Linked DNA regions of Homo sapiens: region 2 is linked to region 1. A link is a loop called in an ENCODE intact Hi-C map of the cell type or tissue named here. Cell type or tissue: breast epithelium. All regions are shown on one strand. Links, peaks and the distances in the headings refer to the core of each region. The heading gives the core; the rest is flanking DNA.

Evidence for each region. A loop is a pair of places that touch in the nucleus more often than their neighbours do. Peaks named below come from ENCODE experiments on the same cell type or tissue, not always from the same donor. Only the 100,000 strongest peaks of a DNase experiment are listed, where the experiment ranks them.
Region 2: it touches region 1 in a loop (19-fold over the local background); 1 of 110 quality-filtered maps calls a loop at or near these places.

What each region holds. Positions count from the first base shown.
Region 1 is chr21:26,868,569-26,876,769 of GRCh38, reverse strand. All of the region lies in intron 1 of LOC105372760 (a long non-coding RNA gene), which reads right to left. Among named protein-coding and RNA genes, the nearest start is that of ADAMTS1, 27 kb to the right of the region's middle. In breast epithelium, for the core only: no CTCF peak of the experiment used is centred there; no DNase peak of the experiment used is centred there.
Region 2 is chr21:26,938,943-26,947,143 of GRCh38, reverse strand. ADAMTS5 (ADAM metallopeptidase with thrombospondin type 1 motif 5) reads left to right here. Exons shown (of 8, transcript NM_007038.5): 3 at 3,597-3,764. Among named protein-coding and RNA genes, the nearest start is that of MIR4759, 11 kb to the left of the region's middle. RefSeq lists a cis regulatory region at 4,575 and an enhancer at 4,491-4,660. In breast epithelium, for the core only: no CTCF peak of the experiment used is centred there; no DNase peak of the experiment used is centred there; H3K27ac peaks cover 550 bases.

The sequences.
Region 1 (8,201 bases), core at 1,509-5,508:
GTTCTTATTGCTACTGGGTTGTCATTGCTTTTAAACCCTTTCAGCAGACAGAGTGTGAAGAAATGTGTATGTATACTACCTCATACATATGTACATACACATTATATATTTATTTCTGTGCGCGCGCGCGCGCACGCGCGCACACACACACACACACACACACACACACACACACACCTTTATACAGATATTTCCAACTCCAGTCTAGCAGCACGGAGTTCATTCTAACCTTCCTCCTTTACTTATTTGAAACTTTTATTCTCAAACAATAAGAAAGAAACCTGGCTTTTATTTTCTACATATATCTACTTGTGTTTTCAACCATGGTGTCCACATAAATTAGTTTCAGAATAACTAACCCATATCTCTATAAGAAACAAAGCTACTAACTGCAATGCAGTATTTATGTGATGCTCTTTTTGAATTTAGCTTTAACTTACCCATTCTTTGTGGTATACAGTTTTATTGGTTTTGAAAAATGAATGGAGTCATGGGCCTACCACTATAGTTGTGATTTGAAAAGTTTCATCAGCCCCCAAATTCCTTTATGATGACATTTTGCTGTCAACATCTCCCCTCACCCCAACACCTAGCAACTAGACTTCTTTTTCATCCCGCACTGGTTAATTTTATGTGTGAACGTGACTGGGTTGAGGGATGCCCAGACATTTCCGTGATGAAACATTATTTCTGGGTGTGTTAGTGAGGGTGTTTGTAGAGGAGATTGTCATTTGAATCAGTGGACCCAGTAAAGAAGATCCACCCTTACCCATGTGGGCCGGCATCCATCCAATCAGCTGAGGGCTTAGATAGAACAAAAATGGAGAAGAAAAGCGAATTTTCTCTCTCTCTCTTTTAGAGGTGGAACATTCAGTTCTCACCAGTGGAACCCCCCTCCCTGTTCTCAACTCCCCTGGTTCTTGGGTCTTTGGATTCTGGCTGAATTACACCACTGGCTTTCTAGTCTCCAGCTCACAGATAGAATACTAAGGTAGTTTTCAGCCTCCAAACTCGCATGAGCCAGTTCCTGTAAGAAATCTCTTATATATCTCTATACGTATGTTATTGCTTCTGTTTCTTGGTAGAACCCTGACAAATACACATCCTATAATTTTGCTTTTTATATAATACTTTATGAATGGAATCAAGCAATATATGACATTTTGAATTTGGTTTCCTCTGCTTAGCAAAATGTATTTAAGATTCATCTATGTTGTTGTGTAAATTAATAGTTATTTCCTTTATTTGCTAAATAAGTTTCACTGTATCACTACACTACAGTTTCTTTATCCATTCACTGATGAAAGAACATTAGAATCATTTCCAGTTTTGGATAATTATGCATAAAGCTGCTGTAAATATTCATGGGGTGGGTTTCTATGTTAATATAGCTTTTCATTTATATTGTGTAAATACTGAGGTGTAGGATTACTAGGTCCTATGGTAAGTACATGTTTAATTTTATGAAACAGTTTAGAAATAGATTCATAGGCCAATATTTCTTTAAATTATGATAACTATGATGCAGTTTAATGGGGGAAAGAATGGTCCTCTCTATATGATGCTGTGGCCAATTAAAGAACACATGTTCTCACTCATAAGTGGGAGGTGAACAATGAGAACACATGGACACAGGGAGGGAAGCATCATACACCGGGGCCTGTTGTGGGGTGGGGGGCTAGGGGAGGGATAGCATTACGAGAAATACCTAATGTGGACGACAGGTTGATGGGTGCAGCAAACCACCATGGCACATGTATACCTATGTAACAAACCTGCACGTTCTGCACATGTACCCCAGTACTTAAAGCATAATAATAAAAAAAAGATGGCCATAAATTTGTTCACATTTTTTTCCATTGAGATGTGGTCAGTTTCCCTTCCCTTGAATCTGAGCTGTTTTGTAACTGTTTTCACCAACATAGCATGGTAGAATTGGTTATAATGCTATTTCTGGACCTTGTCATAAGTGGGCTGGTAGCTTCCACCTTGGTCTCTTGAAACCATGAGCTGCTATGTAAAAAGTTCAACTACTCTGGGTCACTGTTCTGTGAAAATCCCAAGCCACATTGAGAAGCCCTAGTGGATGAGACACCATGTGGAGATTAAGAAATAGAGAGGGGCCAAGAAGCCCGGGCACCAGACATAACAGGGAAGAAGCCATTGTGGAAGTAGATCCTTCAAAGCCAGGCATCCTAGCAGATAATATAGAGCAGAGATGAACCACCTTGCTGAGCCTTTCCATAATTCCTGACCCAAAGAATCATGGAAAAAAATAAAATGAGTGTTTTACCCATTTTATTTTATTTACTCACTTTATTTATTTTAAACTTCTAAGTTTTGGGATAGTTTTGTTTGTTTTTGCTTGGTTGGTTTTTGGCAGAAATTGATCACTAGAACAGTACTGAAACAATTATGTATCTATATAAAAATAAAATAAAATTTGATCTCTACTTCACTTCCCATGCCCAAATATTAATTTGAAATGGATTATTGCTCTACATGTAAGAAGTAAAATTATAAACATCTAAATAAAAAAGGGAAAGAATCTTTGTAACTTGGAATTAGGCAAAAATCCTAAAACAAAGTTCAGAAAATACTAAGCCTGAAAGGAAAAGTTGATAAATTATACTGCACTAGAACTTAAAACTTCTGTTTTTTTGGAAGATATCATGTAGCATTTCAAAAAGTTTGCATAGATTAGGACAAGACATTCACAATACACATATTTGCTTAAGGTTTTAGTATATGTTGATATAGTTTAGATATTTGTCCCCTCCCAAATCTCAAGTTGAACTGTAATCTCCAGTGTTGGAGGTGGGGCCTGATGGGAGGTGTTTGGGTCATAGGGGTGGAGATCCCTCATGAATGGCTTGGGCCATACCTTTGATAATGAGTGAGCTCTCACTCTGAGTTCACACAAGATCTGGTCATTTAAGAGCGTGTAGCACCTCCTCCCACTCTCCCTAATTTTTTCTCACTCCTGCTTTTGCCATGGGACATGCAAGCTCCTGCTTCACCTTCTGCCCTGAGTAAAAGCTTCCTGAGGTCTCCCCAGAAGCAAATGCCGGTGGCATACTTCCTGTAGAACTGTGAGCCCAATCGAGGCAGAGCTTGCAGTGAGCCGAGATTGCACCACTGCACTCCAGACTGGGCGACAGAGCGAGACTCCATCTCAAAAAAAAAAAAAATAAAAGGACTGTGAGCCCAATCAAGCCACTTTTCTTATAAATTACCCAGTCTCAGGTATTTCTTTATAGCAACTCAAGAATAGCCTAATACGTATACCCTTTCCAGTGTCTATTTTCAACCTATCTATATTTTATCCTTCTTAAAAAGTTATGTCCCATGTAGGAGTATACACAAGTGGTTCTTTATTATTATTATTGTTATTTTGATCTAACAATCTTTAATCTTTGTCTTCGGAATATTTAGTACAGTTGCCTTTGATGTATCTACTCATAGTGATTAGCTTTGTTTTCTATTTGTGCCATCTTTTTATTTCTTTTTCTTAACTTACTATTTTTAGGTATCTTTTCCTACAATTGCCAAGTTTTTCTCCTCAAATTATTAATGCATTTATTTGCATTTATTGATTTTTCTTTTTTCTTTTTAAATAAAGACTGAGTCTTGCTATCTTGCCCCAGGCTGGTCTCATACTTCTGGCCTCAAGCGATCTTCCCACCTTGGCCTCCCCAAATGCTGGGATCAAAGGCATGAGCCACTGCACCTGGCCTGATTTTATGTTGAATCTCTGTTGCACTTCTGAGTTAAACCACCTGGTCAAAAAGTATTTATATTCTTTATTGTACATGGCTCAGTTATGTTTGCTCTAATATTTGACTAAACATTTTTCCATCAATGCCACAAATGAAATGACCTGATATCTCTTCTCCTTCTTCATTCATTTTTTGGGGGACTTTTGCTAACAAACTTACGCTATTTTCATATAAAGAGCTAATTTTTTCTTTCTTTTTATACACTCTGGAATCATTATATAGACAATGAAGTTGTTGCTTGACCCCCTGACAAAAACTTCTGTCTAAGATAATATTCTTTCTTCCTGAAATATGGGCGGCAAGCCACCCAGATGCCGAGGCAAGAGACCGAAGGCACAAGCTGTTCCAGTATAATAAAGAAAATACATACAATAAGAATAGTTATACTAGAAATAGATTATAGATATGATTATATATGAATATTATTAATCATTAGTTAGTAGCATTACTCTTTATTCCAATTTTATAATAATCTTTGTTCTACAATTATAACCTAGGAAAAACCAGACCATACAGAGATAGGAGCTGAAGGGACACGGTGAGAAGTGACCAGAAGACAGGAGTGTGAGCCCTCTGTCTCGCCCGGACAGGGCCACTAGAGGACTTCCCACCAGTGTCTGGGAAGTCACCCGTAAGTATATTTAGCAGACCTTGGTCTAGTGGTAGCACCAGTGCCTGGGAAGGCACCTGTTACTTAGCAGATCGGGAAAGGGAGTCTCCCTTTCCCCAGGGGAGTCAGAGAAGGCTCTGCTCCACCACCTCTTGTGGAAGGCCTGACATCAGTCAGGCCCGCCCGCCCACAGCCATCCAGAGGCCTAAACGTTTCCCTGTGATGCTGTGCTTCAGCGGTCATGCTCCTGGTCCACTTTCATGCTCCGACATGTACACCTGGCTCCAACTTCTAGATAGCAGTAGCAGAATTAGTCAAAGTATTAAAGTCTTTGATCTCTCCAAGAAATACATAGAAGAAATAATGACATAAGCTGTCCCCTGTCTCTCTCTGCCTCGGCTACCAAATAGGGAAGTGTCCCCTGTCCAATGGACACGTGACTCGTGCGATCTCACCTCTCATTGGAGATGACTCACACTCCTTACCCTGCCTTCTTGCCTTGTATGCAATAAATAACAGCGCAGCCAGGCATTCGGAGCCACTACCGGTCTCCACGCCTTGGTGGTAGTGGTCCCCTGGTCCCAACTGTCTTTTCTTCTATCTCTTTGTCTTGTGTGTTTATTTCTATGATCTCTCCTCTCCGCACATGAAGAGAAAAACCCACAGGCCCTGTAGGGCTGGACCCTACACTGAAATACATATTTTAGGTTTTCCTTAGTCTATTGTGGACAAACTCTGTTAGGTTTTATCTGAAAATGTCATTATTTTGCCCTAATTCTTGTGATTTTTCTAGTATACAATTCTGCACTGACAGTTACTTTCTCTCAGGATATTAAATATATCATTCCACTTTCCTCAAGCTTTCACTGATGCTGTGGAGAAATCATTTCTCAGAATAATTATCATCTGACTGAACATAGCTGTCTATACTTCTGGCTGAGGTTGTAACCCTTTTCCCATTTGCCCTGAGAATACTCACTGATGTAGCATTTCAAAAAGTTTGCATAGATAAAAGCTGCAGTGCTTGCAGCTGCAGCATTTACCCTGAGATAAATTTGCCACAAAATATTTTGCTTTTATTATTGTTTTCGCATTGCTCTTGTATATCAACTTCAGAAACAGAAAACGTCATTCTATTTACAGCATTCTGTTTTTAGTAGTGGCATTTCCATTTGCAAAATATGGCAATTCTCCATTGCTAAATATATCAAATCCTAGAAAATCTAGCATTCCTACATGTGATGTTAACGTTGTTCTTGAACAGTTGCTGATCAAAGATTCATTTGATGAATCTGATTTTTCCGAAATAGATAATTCTCATGATTCAGACAATTCTGATGTTAGTTCTGGTTAGAAATAACTCTGAGAACAGCTTATATATTTTATTTTCATGTTGAAAATCAATCAGATTTGCTTCAGCCTCAAAGAGCATATTTATGTGAAATTGTTTTGGCAGTGAGCTGCACTTTTTTTTCTAAACCGGAAAAGGGTTAAGTCTTCGTTTTATCTTTGTTCACCTAAATTTTTACCGTTATGATAAATTTACTGTTTACATATTAATTCCTCGTTTTTAACCTGACTCTATCTTTCATTTTACTTAACATGTCTTCTCTATCTTTCATCCCATGGACTTTCTTACATTCTTTGAAATTTCTCCATATCTCTTTCCAGTTCACTAATTTGCTCTTCATCTTTGTCTAATCTGCTAATAAACCCATCATATTCGGATTTTGTATTCAGTCAATTTTTACAGACTCTCTCGTAACTTATTTTCAAATCATTGTTTTATATGTTGTGTCTGATAATTCCAACATTTAACATCTTTTTTCAGATTTGATTCTATGATTTGTTTTTTTTTCTGGTGGCTCTCACTCATCAAGGCTTGCTTATTTTGCTTTGCTTTGTTTCACTTTTGTTTTTACTGTGAGCTCATATTTCTATGGATATTATTTGAGCCTCAAGCTGTGGTAGTTTTCATGGGAGAGGGCTTTTGTCTGGACCTGCAAGGTCCCAGGAACACTAGTAACCAGGACCACATTACACTGAGCGTATGCTGAGAACTGAGACCACCCAGGAAGTATGAATTCTGTCTATAAAACTGAAATCAGATGGCTTATGGTTACAGAGTCTCAAAGAAAATTTTTCTTTTTCCTCTATACAGCATCAGAGTCTAAGATGGACTATTTTTCTTGTCCTCTCCTGAGAGTTAAATATATGGGATGTAGAGAAGTGATTGCCTGTGAATATCCATCTTGTATGGAGTTGATCCCGTGTTCCCCACTTATGGACAGTCCTTAAAAACAAACTTTCTCCCTACAGAAAATTTCCTCAAGGAGAATTTACATCTAAGTTTTGTTTTCCTCTGTTGATTCTTTGCCCTCTAAAAATTCCTTACTTTCTTGTGTGTTTACAAGATGCACTCATAAAGAGTTTGTTGTTATATTTTCTCTGTCTCTTTTAGCTCTTTTCCATAGGAGGAATCTTAAGGCAATCTAGTCCAAAATACCGCCTGAAATGGAAAGAAAAGTCTACTAATTTTTGAATCCTGTATTGTACATTTAAATAAAGACCTCCAGTTAGCCAAGTCTTGTATTAAAGTTTCTTACCTAAAACAATTATATGGCTTAACAATTGTTACTTAAAACTAAGAAACGCAAAGGACAACATTAAGAAATCTGCTTCCTAATAATTCCTTCACCGTAAAATTTACTTAAGGAAGTATGCTTTCCTCAGAATTCCATCATAGACAAACATTATTTCCATATTGATCTTAATAGTTTTCACTTCAATTAATTTGAAATAAATATTTGTTGGTTGAGTGCCTGAGAATTTTTTTTTTAGTTACAGGTGGTGATAAGATACAACTACTGTCCTTGAGAAGTTTACACTCCTGTGTGAAAACTGTATCAGTAACCAAACAATTACAGAAATTTTATACGTATAAAAGGTAATAAAATAACTATATATATAGCAATAAAAATAGAAGAAAGGAAGATGTTCCTACCTCAGCCTGTTTGTTTCTCAGGAGAAAACTGACACCATGTGGGATTTCGTCAACATGATGTCACCAGAAGAGCAGAGTACTAAAAATAATAAATGTTTTTCAGGTTCACAAGAGTGTAAAGGATGTTTCAAGATCGATCTAGGAAGGGAATATAGACTAGGTAAAAGTACAGAGATATAAAGCAGCATTGTGTGTGCAGAAAACAACAGAGTTAGGTACCATGAGAATTCACAGGGCAAGAAGGGCTTCTGAGAGTTGACCCTAGACAGGTTGTCCCAGGGCACAACAGGAGTTTGAATTTTATCTTCTAAATGACTAGGAAGCTTTGTTTGAAGCGCCAAAGGGGCAAACAAACTCATACAACAAAAATGTCATTTTTGAAATTTGTGGAAGATGGACTACATGAAACATGCCGTATGTTTCTTTATTCTTTATTGTATCCCTTTCTTTTGACTTAGCATTTTCTGTAGTATTTTCTATGTATTTCTATAAAATATAATTATCATTTTAATAGAAATACACCATTTTACCAGTATAACAAGAAAATTGGTTTGTTTGACATATATATACACACAATATATATATTATGCAGACATTCATTCACATATACATATCTGCATGTCTTTCATGCATTTTTACATAGTTTAAAAAGGCATATAAAACATAATGCTCTGTAAACATTTTAATAAGTTAAAAGTATATCATAAAAATTTACCAGGACTTTAAAGTTTCTTCTCAGGGCATTTTTATGCAACATAGCACTAAATCATATACCTGTATTCTAATGTATCTGAAATTGCTTATATTT
Region 2 (8,201 bases), core at 2,545-6,544, 69 kb before region 1:
ACTGCTTTTCGATCTTTTGCATGTCTGCTGATTATAAATGGTCCTAAACACAAACACTAATTCTTCCCTAAAGCAAGACTTCACTACCTCTGCTTTAAATCCTGACAGCAGATAGTTACCTCGAAACCCACCTCTGCCTTTTCTCTCACTAGGAGTTTCACGTCCTATTTTAGTGAGGGAGCTTCCTCAGATCTCTGTCAAAATGGCTTTCAGTCCTCCCCACCCTTCTCTTGCAACACTCTGACTCTCCAAAAAAGAACTCTTTCTCTTTTTCCAAGGGTAAGGATTGCCATTCTATGTGGATTTCTCGATTCCATCCCCCTGCCTCCTCTAAAACCTCACCCTCAACTAACTCTGTTGCTCTGTATTGCTCTAAAAACTCATCATGTAATACAATTTGATGTAAACAACAAATTACTTTTGGCATTGTACACATTTTCTCCACACTCTTTTATATTCTTCATGTGCTGTTTTACTCTCTGAGACAGGGATATCTAATCCTATCTGCTGCTAATGCTCCTGGGGTCTGCTTGTCCAAGAAATGCTTAATCTCCAAACCACACCATTCATTTTAAACATCTCTGTGAATGATTTATGAACAAACTCTCCCTGAAAAGGCAGATGTCTTCAAAGCTATTAGCTTTTCCAATTCCCCTTCACAATCCCTACTTAAAAGACAGTTGTCAGCTGTGACACTGTATTTTAAATTCCCCGGATTCTGGATTTTCTCTGGTAGTTAGCTTTTGGTATCATAGCGTGCCGTCTTTACCGTGAGCACTCCTTTAAAATTGCTTATACTTTTGTATACTTTTGCTATTTCAAGGCCGATTTCAACTAAGAGTAAATGTCTTAGCATAATTGACTGGGGGCTCGAATTACAAAATACCACTCCTTTTGCTGTTTGCAGCCTTTAGAATGTGTGTCACGTCTTTCCTGAAGAGCATCCAAACATCCCTCACATTGATCTTCCCTTTCATATCCTGTCCAGCTCCTGAAGGGAAGTCACGCGGTTCTCTCGCCATGCCCTGGTTCCAGCTACTCTGGAACTGGCTGCCTGTTACTTTGGGTGCTTAAGTGTTCTTCACATTGCCCAGGACTCTCGCTGCCCTTGAGAGAGCATGCCTCTCCCAGAGAGCTGACAGGCTTTCTTCATGGAGCACAGAGTGTTCATTCGCCCTCAAAAGAGTCGATCTCTTTCAGTTGACTCTAAGCAGTCTGTTTCTGCCTGACTTTTGGAGATCTTACAAAAGTCACATCCCCTTGCTGAGGTGAAGCAAAGATTTGTTCATGCTTGAAAGGCAGTCTTTCGCAGTGCAATTTCCTCTATGCATCTTCAGTGGCAATTAAGTTTCAGTGGAAAATGAGCAAATTTGGGGAGCATAGAAGTCATAATGTTATATTAACTAGTATTCCAAAAGATTCATAAATGATGCTGAAATATTTCAAAATTAAATTGACTTGCTTACATAATTGAAACCTTTAAAATTACATGCTTCACCTCTCTGAAAGAGAGAATGAAGGTACTTTCTCAGGTCCCTCAAAGTGAATTTCGTGTCTGCCATGTGTCCTATATTTTAAATCAGAATTCTAAAATCTACCCTCCAAATGAAGTGAAAATCTCTTGATACAATAATAAAAAGGCATATGGAAAGTGCTATGTATTTATATAGATTTGGAGGAAAAGGCCATTACTTCATTAAATAAATATAAATATCCTATGAAGTAGAATGTATACATCACATTTTTTAAGTAAAAACCTGGATTCAAATAAATATTATGTTGCAGAGGTCACTTGGGGACACTTTTCTTCTATGCCAGAGGAAAAAACTCAAGAGTGAAATTTCCACCATATCCCTCAGTGTTAACTGATAAATCTTCTATCTTGGAAAATTTCGGGAAGTGTAGAGTGCGATATCAGCAAGTATTTCATGTACTAAGTAACTTTAAGTCATTTCTAATAGTACATGAATGAAAGATTGTTTTTTTTTTTTTTCTGTGAGCTGTGAGTTTCTTGAAAAACTCAACAAACCACTCAAAAATTAGATGAGCCCCTGCTAATTTCCTTTGCAAGTTATTTGGGACATACTTTATATATAGACTATAATGCACACTTATGCTACTGACCAAACAAAATGTTAAGTGGTGGTGGGAGAACTTCCCAGAGAAAACTTGTAAGCCTAGTAAATGCTGTCGAAGTAAATATCTGTATAAATAACATAAAAATGTGGAGGCTTGGAAGGTCACCGAGCCCTAGCCACTTATTTTCAGCCATAACAGCAGTCAGTTGCTCAGTGGACAATTTTGTTATGAGGTGTTGGTGATTTAACAAGTTGGCCCAAAGTAGTCGGAATATAAAGTGAAAGATTTCATCTCTGTTGGGTTTTATTGGTGCACACTGGACTCTTTTGCTAGAATGGCCAAAGTTTTCTGCGTTTGGCATTCAAGATCCCAAGGAGAATGTAGTCATCAGTTTGCTACAGTGTTTCCTAAATTTGTTTTAGTGGTTTGTGTATGATTCTAGAAAGCTTTGTTAAAAACACCACTAGGATGATTTGCTGTCTACTTTTTAGAGTTTGTAATTGCTCAAACTACTGTCCTAGATGTTTTAAATAGCATTGTAAATTTGTTGTGGAATATCATTTTATCTTTAGACTGCATGAAAATTGATCTTATGTAATAAAAAGCAATTTACTTGGATTATAAGAATGCAATTATGGGCTCTGTGAAATAATATCTAGCTTGACTGGAACTTCAGAGAACATTGTTGGTTGAGAGGCTTAAGCACAAATATCACCTGGCTGAGTGGTTTTGAACACTCACAACTATCACTTGGGAAACCAAGCTGTCCTTTCTTCAAGCTCTCAAACTCCATATTATTGGTATTTTGACATTTTAAAATGTAAATGGGTATGTTTTCAAAATGAGCTATATGTTTGTGACAATAGTAAACATTCATAACTCACTAAATCACCAAAAGAAATGAACGGATGAAGCAAGCTTAGTTTTGCAAGAAACCGGAAACTTCCTCATTTCACTTCTCTTTCTTTGTCTCCCCTAGTCCTCCCTTTTATTAGCCACCTATTTACTTGACTAAGAAAATAAGTCACTGACATTCAAAAACCATCTACTAAGTGTTTGCAACTTGCACAGCACTAAGTTCAATACAGAGGTTTCAACAGTATATGGGAGCAAATGCACTTTGATCTCATGGGGCTTGATCAGAGAAGGCAGAAAATTAGACAATCAAAATGATACGTGGTGAGGGCTATGACATAATCCCACAATTGTCTCGCAAACTCTAGATTCTAAATAAGGCTTTGTTTCCACATGACATTAAGCATATGTGATCCAGATGAATTATGGGAACATCTACTCTTTAGTTTTTCAGTTTCCATCGAAATGTTCACCAAAAGCAACTGCTACACTAACTCCATGCAACTTTTATTTCCCTGGAGGTCCAGTCTCTGGGTGAGAAAGCAGTTAAAGTGAACTCATCTACAATTAGGGGAAAAAAATCAAGCCCTAGCATAATTGTCATGGAAAGATAGAAATACACAATCACGGATTATTTGTACTTCCTCTGTTGTCTCCCTTAGGACATTTACTTGGCCTCTCCCATGACGATTCCAAATTCTGTGAAGAGACCTTTGGTTCCACAGAAGATAAGCGCTTAATGTCTTCCATCCTTACCAGCATTGATGCATCTAAGCCCTGGTCCAAATGCACTTCAGCCACCATCACAGAATTCCTGGATGATGGCCATGGTATGTATCATTTAGGAGAACACAGACTGAGAAACAAAATTTGGGATTCTTAGGAGTTTGACTTCATTATATCCTCATAATATTCATCTTGCCCTCTAAGACAATAGTTGTGTGGATAGTGTCAGAAGAAAGACCAAGAAAATTGATCATATGTGGGTATGTACTGCCAACGTCCTTGGTGGCATTTTAGCTATGGTATTTTGGCTTTTGAATTGAAAAATTTCAAAGGAGAAGCAGTGTGGAAGACCACACAGAATGCCTAGCTAGTGCCCTGAAAGTCTGGCTTTTATTCCTTCTTTTACCACTAGCTTCCTGTGAGAACTTTGGCAGACATCTTGGTTTCCCTGCTATTAATATGACTCTCAGAATTATTTGTTACATGCCTATTATAGGGGTGCAGTTAAGGTGTAGGTGACAATTCTACTGGATTCTCTTTATGGCAACATAAGCCCAGAAGAGGAAGCTTTCTAGATTTGCACTGACTAGAAGAATTTGGTTTTATTCTGATAGGAGATTCTCCTGAAAGTAGAGTAAAAACTGCATAACAGAAATAGAAAAGCAATCTGAATGATGGGAAAACACTTTAAGAACTTCAAAAGAAAATCTTTGGCTTTATCCTTCAAATATAGTTCAAGAGCACAACATACTTTATTAAATTCTGTAAGACTAGGATCAGTGCTGTAAATTACATTGAAATACTGAGGAAGTTACAATTTTTAGAAATAATAAATTCTGACCCCTAAGTAATCTTTGAAACAAGCTGTTGCAAATTTCCAAGCATTCTTCAGTACTTTAAAGTAATAAAAACACAGGAGGATAGATGCATTAGCACTCTAAAGAATCATCAGACATTATGTAGCTGAAATTTCCTATGTTACAGAAATGGACATATTCTCATTTATTTTATGTTCTCTTAAAATTTATGTTTCTAAAACTAGTAGTTAAATTGAATGTGACAGAAATTATTGATCATAATAATTTTCTATAAAATTACCTCATGATATACGGTTCAAAGTTGAATAATCTATGGCAACCGTCTTTTTCCCAGTTCCACAAAGTTTATGACTCAATGTCCCATAATTTTTTAGTATGTTGACTGTTTGGAACTGTGGCTACATAATACCAGAACAATGGACAAATTCAAATTATTTCAGACTTAAAGAAATTCAGCTGCACAGTTCTCTGATACCATGGAGTCAAAATATGTTCATTAACCCATTCTTGCTCCATTCGTGGTGAACAGGTAAGGCTTTAGCTGCCTGTTACTATATATTTGCTTGTCTCATTTTGAAAAGCAATCTGAGTCCAGCTTGGTTTAAAATATATCTCAATACAAAAAAAAAGTTCCTTTTTAGTTGAAAAAATATGTCAATAATTTAAAGACTTGGAAACAACAATAAGAATTAACGTATGAAGCTTTTTCCTTAGACCAGTAATACAATGGTAATTTTATGTTTAGCTCAGTTTACATTGTGGATTAAATGCAGATAAAGTCCTAAAATGAATGTTACCTTACTATCATCCTATCTACATTGATCAGGTCAGTATCTCATAAAGTCCTTCTTGGGTGGAATCTTAAGTCTCCACGCATAATATTGCTTTTCTGTTTTACTTCTTTTCAGGTTTTCTGAAAATAAAATAACATTAATATTTTATTTCAAAATCACATGTTACACATTCCAAGAAGTTGAGCTAAACCTTGAATCACTAAATGAATGGATTTAGTTGCTAAGGCAGCAAATACTTATGGCTAAAATGAGACCAAATTTTTTTCCCTGTGCAAATATTAGGTCAGCTAATTACAATGCTGTGGAGAATTTTGTTCCTAATTTTGGAATGATTCATTTATTTCATGTTTATGGAATTTGTGATCTTAATTTCTATGCAGTAAATATGCTTTCAGCATTGTCTTCATTTTTAACATTAATTCTATATTTAAAAGAGTCTATGCTCTGATTTTTTAAAGATTTTATAACAAATTTACATATTTTTATATCTGTTTCTGTTCCAAAGGGCTCATGATAGAGAACAACTAAGAACATAATTTTAATAGAAATAGATCTTGTTCATTTGCACTAATAAAAAAGTATCTAAATTTCTCATGTATATATATTAAATAAATTCAATTATCAAAATTCCTTGAGCAGAAAATGCTTATAGTTTACTTATTTGATTTTTTTCATCCAATCTAGACTTTCTCACTTTTGAATATCTTGGTTTGGTTAGGCAGCCTTTTGTTTCAATAAAAATAATCCTATTTTATCAGTAGCTTATAACATGAATAAAGTGATTTCAGAATAACAAAAACCAAAGAAAAGCAGTGTGGCACAATGACAAAGCTCAGTTATGTCTGTCTTACTTTGTTTCAAAAGAGCATACTCAGATTCAGAATTGAAACAGTGGTACTCCCTGTAGTGCTATTATTTAAAGATGAATTGAAATAACTTAATAACTTTTAAATTGTAACCAAAAAGCTCACTTAAGTCAATGTAAGTGAAAGTGTGGCCATAGAAACTACCAAACCCACTTTAGAGATGATTGAGGTGCTAACATTTCAACTACAGAGCATGGGAGAGAACTAAGAAGACAGTCACAGTCCAAGATGATAGAATAACAAAGATGCATCTTTGTTAGAAGACTAAACGATGTCACAAAACTATATTATAAAACCTTTTAACTTTACTCATAGAAAGCTACACAGGCTTCCACTCAGAGCCCATTTATTAGTATTTTACAGTTCTACCATTTTTCTGTTCTAATTTTCTAGGCCACTCAATTTTTTTAAGCAATAAAATAGTCATGATGGATGAGGGTGGGGAGACTTTAGACAGGTAATCTGAGAACAAGAAATGATATTATTTAACAATAAGAGAAAGGCTATAAATAGCCTGAAAACATGAAAGGCACAGTGGTCTGGTACCATTTTCTAAAGGTCAAAAGCCCTATCTCACCAACATGGTCCCTCAAGTTAGTGCTATATTTCAGCATGATACAATAATTGACACACAGAAAAAAATGACTTTCAGTTATCTAGGAAAGTTAAACTGTGACCAGTATAAAGGCAGAAAAGCAATTTGCTATTTTTAAGCAGGTAATCTGACAACACATATACAATTTTTCAATGGTACCTAAAGAGTACATTATAAATGGGAATTCCATTTATGTCTAATATCTTACCCCACCCCCTCTCACCTTCAGCAATACTGGAGAAATGAGGTCGGAGAGTAAAGTTAAATTCAAAGCATTTGATTTATTTTTAAAATTATTAGCCATAAGTAGCTGGACATTTGTAGCACTCGTCCACTGCCAAATGTAAATTCATTAGTACTGAGTGTTTCCTGATTTAGTTCCAACAAGAAATATGCAGCAATTAGGTTATGGTTGAAAAACCAGCGTGCTCACTCTAAAGTCACTGTGTCTGCAGATTTGTGATTCAGAAAAGGAGAAGCCATGTCTCATGGGACCCCCCTCCTCCCAACCTTGGCCAAGATACTTGTAGACATTCTGCAGTGTTTATACAAGCTAGCTCTAGGCAAGCTGGCTAGGAGTATGATCCTCAAAAATAAAGGTAAGCACTGGCAAAGAAATTGTGCAGTGAAAGCAGGTTATTGAATTTCCTTTCTCAAATGTTTACTAACCTTGAGTCCAGAAAAGATAGCTGTGTCTGCTGTATCCCTGAGTCCACAGTGCCAGATGATGAGAAAGGCCATGACTTATGTAGATACAGCTCAAGAACACTCACAACACAGGTTGCTAAGGAAAATCTATGGATGGTTTTGAAAATTCGTCATGTAGTGTAAAGAGCTAAGTTTACAGCCACTTACTGAACACAGAACTTTGCACATAAAATGATATTGGAAAACCAGTTCTCTGAATCTTTTGTTAAGTATATAGACTAAAGCTAGCCAGGAGAGCTTAACATCAGTTTTTAAGGTGGCATTAATAAAATTCAAAGCCAACACTATGGTTGTATCTTGATTTTCATACTAAATATGCTCTTTAATAGAGTGTGAAAATAAGACATATAGTTTAAGGCCACGGTGACTTATATTTTTAAAAACTTTCCTTTATCCTCTATCACAGGGAATCTTTAATTTAATTTCCTTGCCATTACATCTGCTCAACAATATACCTAATGCATCTAACAGCTTCATACCCAGACCCCTTGAATTGCTTTTTGACAACAATTGTCTGGTTTTTTGAAGTGCTCTTGTTCATTCTTATATCACTGGGCCCAGAATGAGTGATCAAAGAGCAGGCAAATGCACCCATTTTTCTTTTAACATTAGACATTCAAGTAAAGACCTAAAAGCTGAGGGGCAAGGGCAGTGAGATGAAGAGTGGAAGCAAAGGGAGATTGTAAGCAGTGGTGTTAGGCTTCTTCGGATGAGTTTGATTAGGAACATTAATTGATTTCTCCTGCATCATGAATATTTG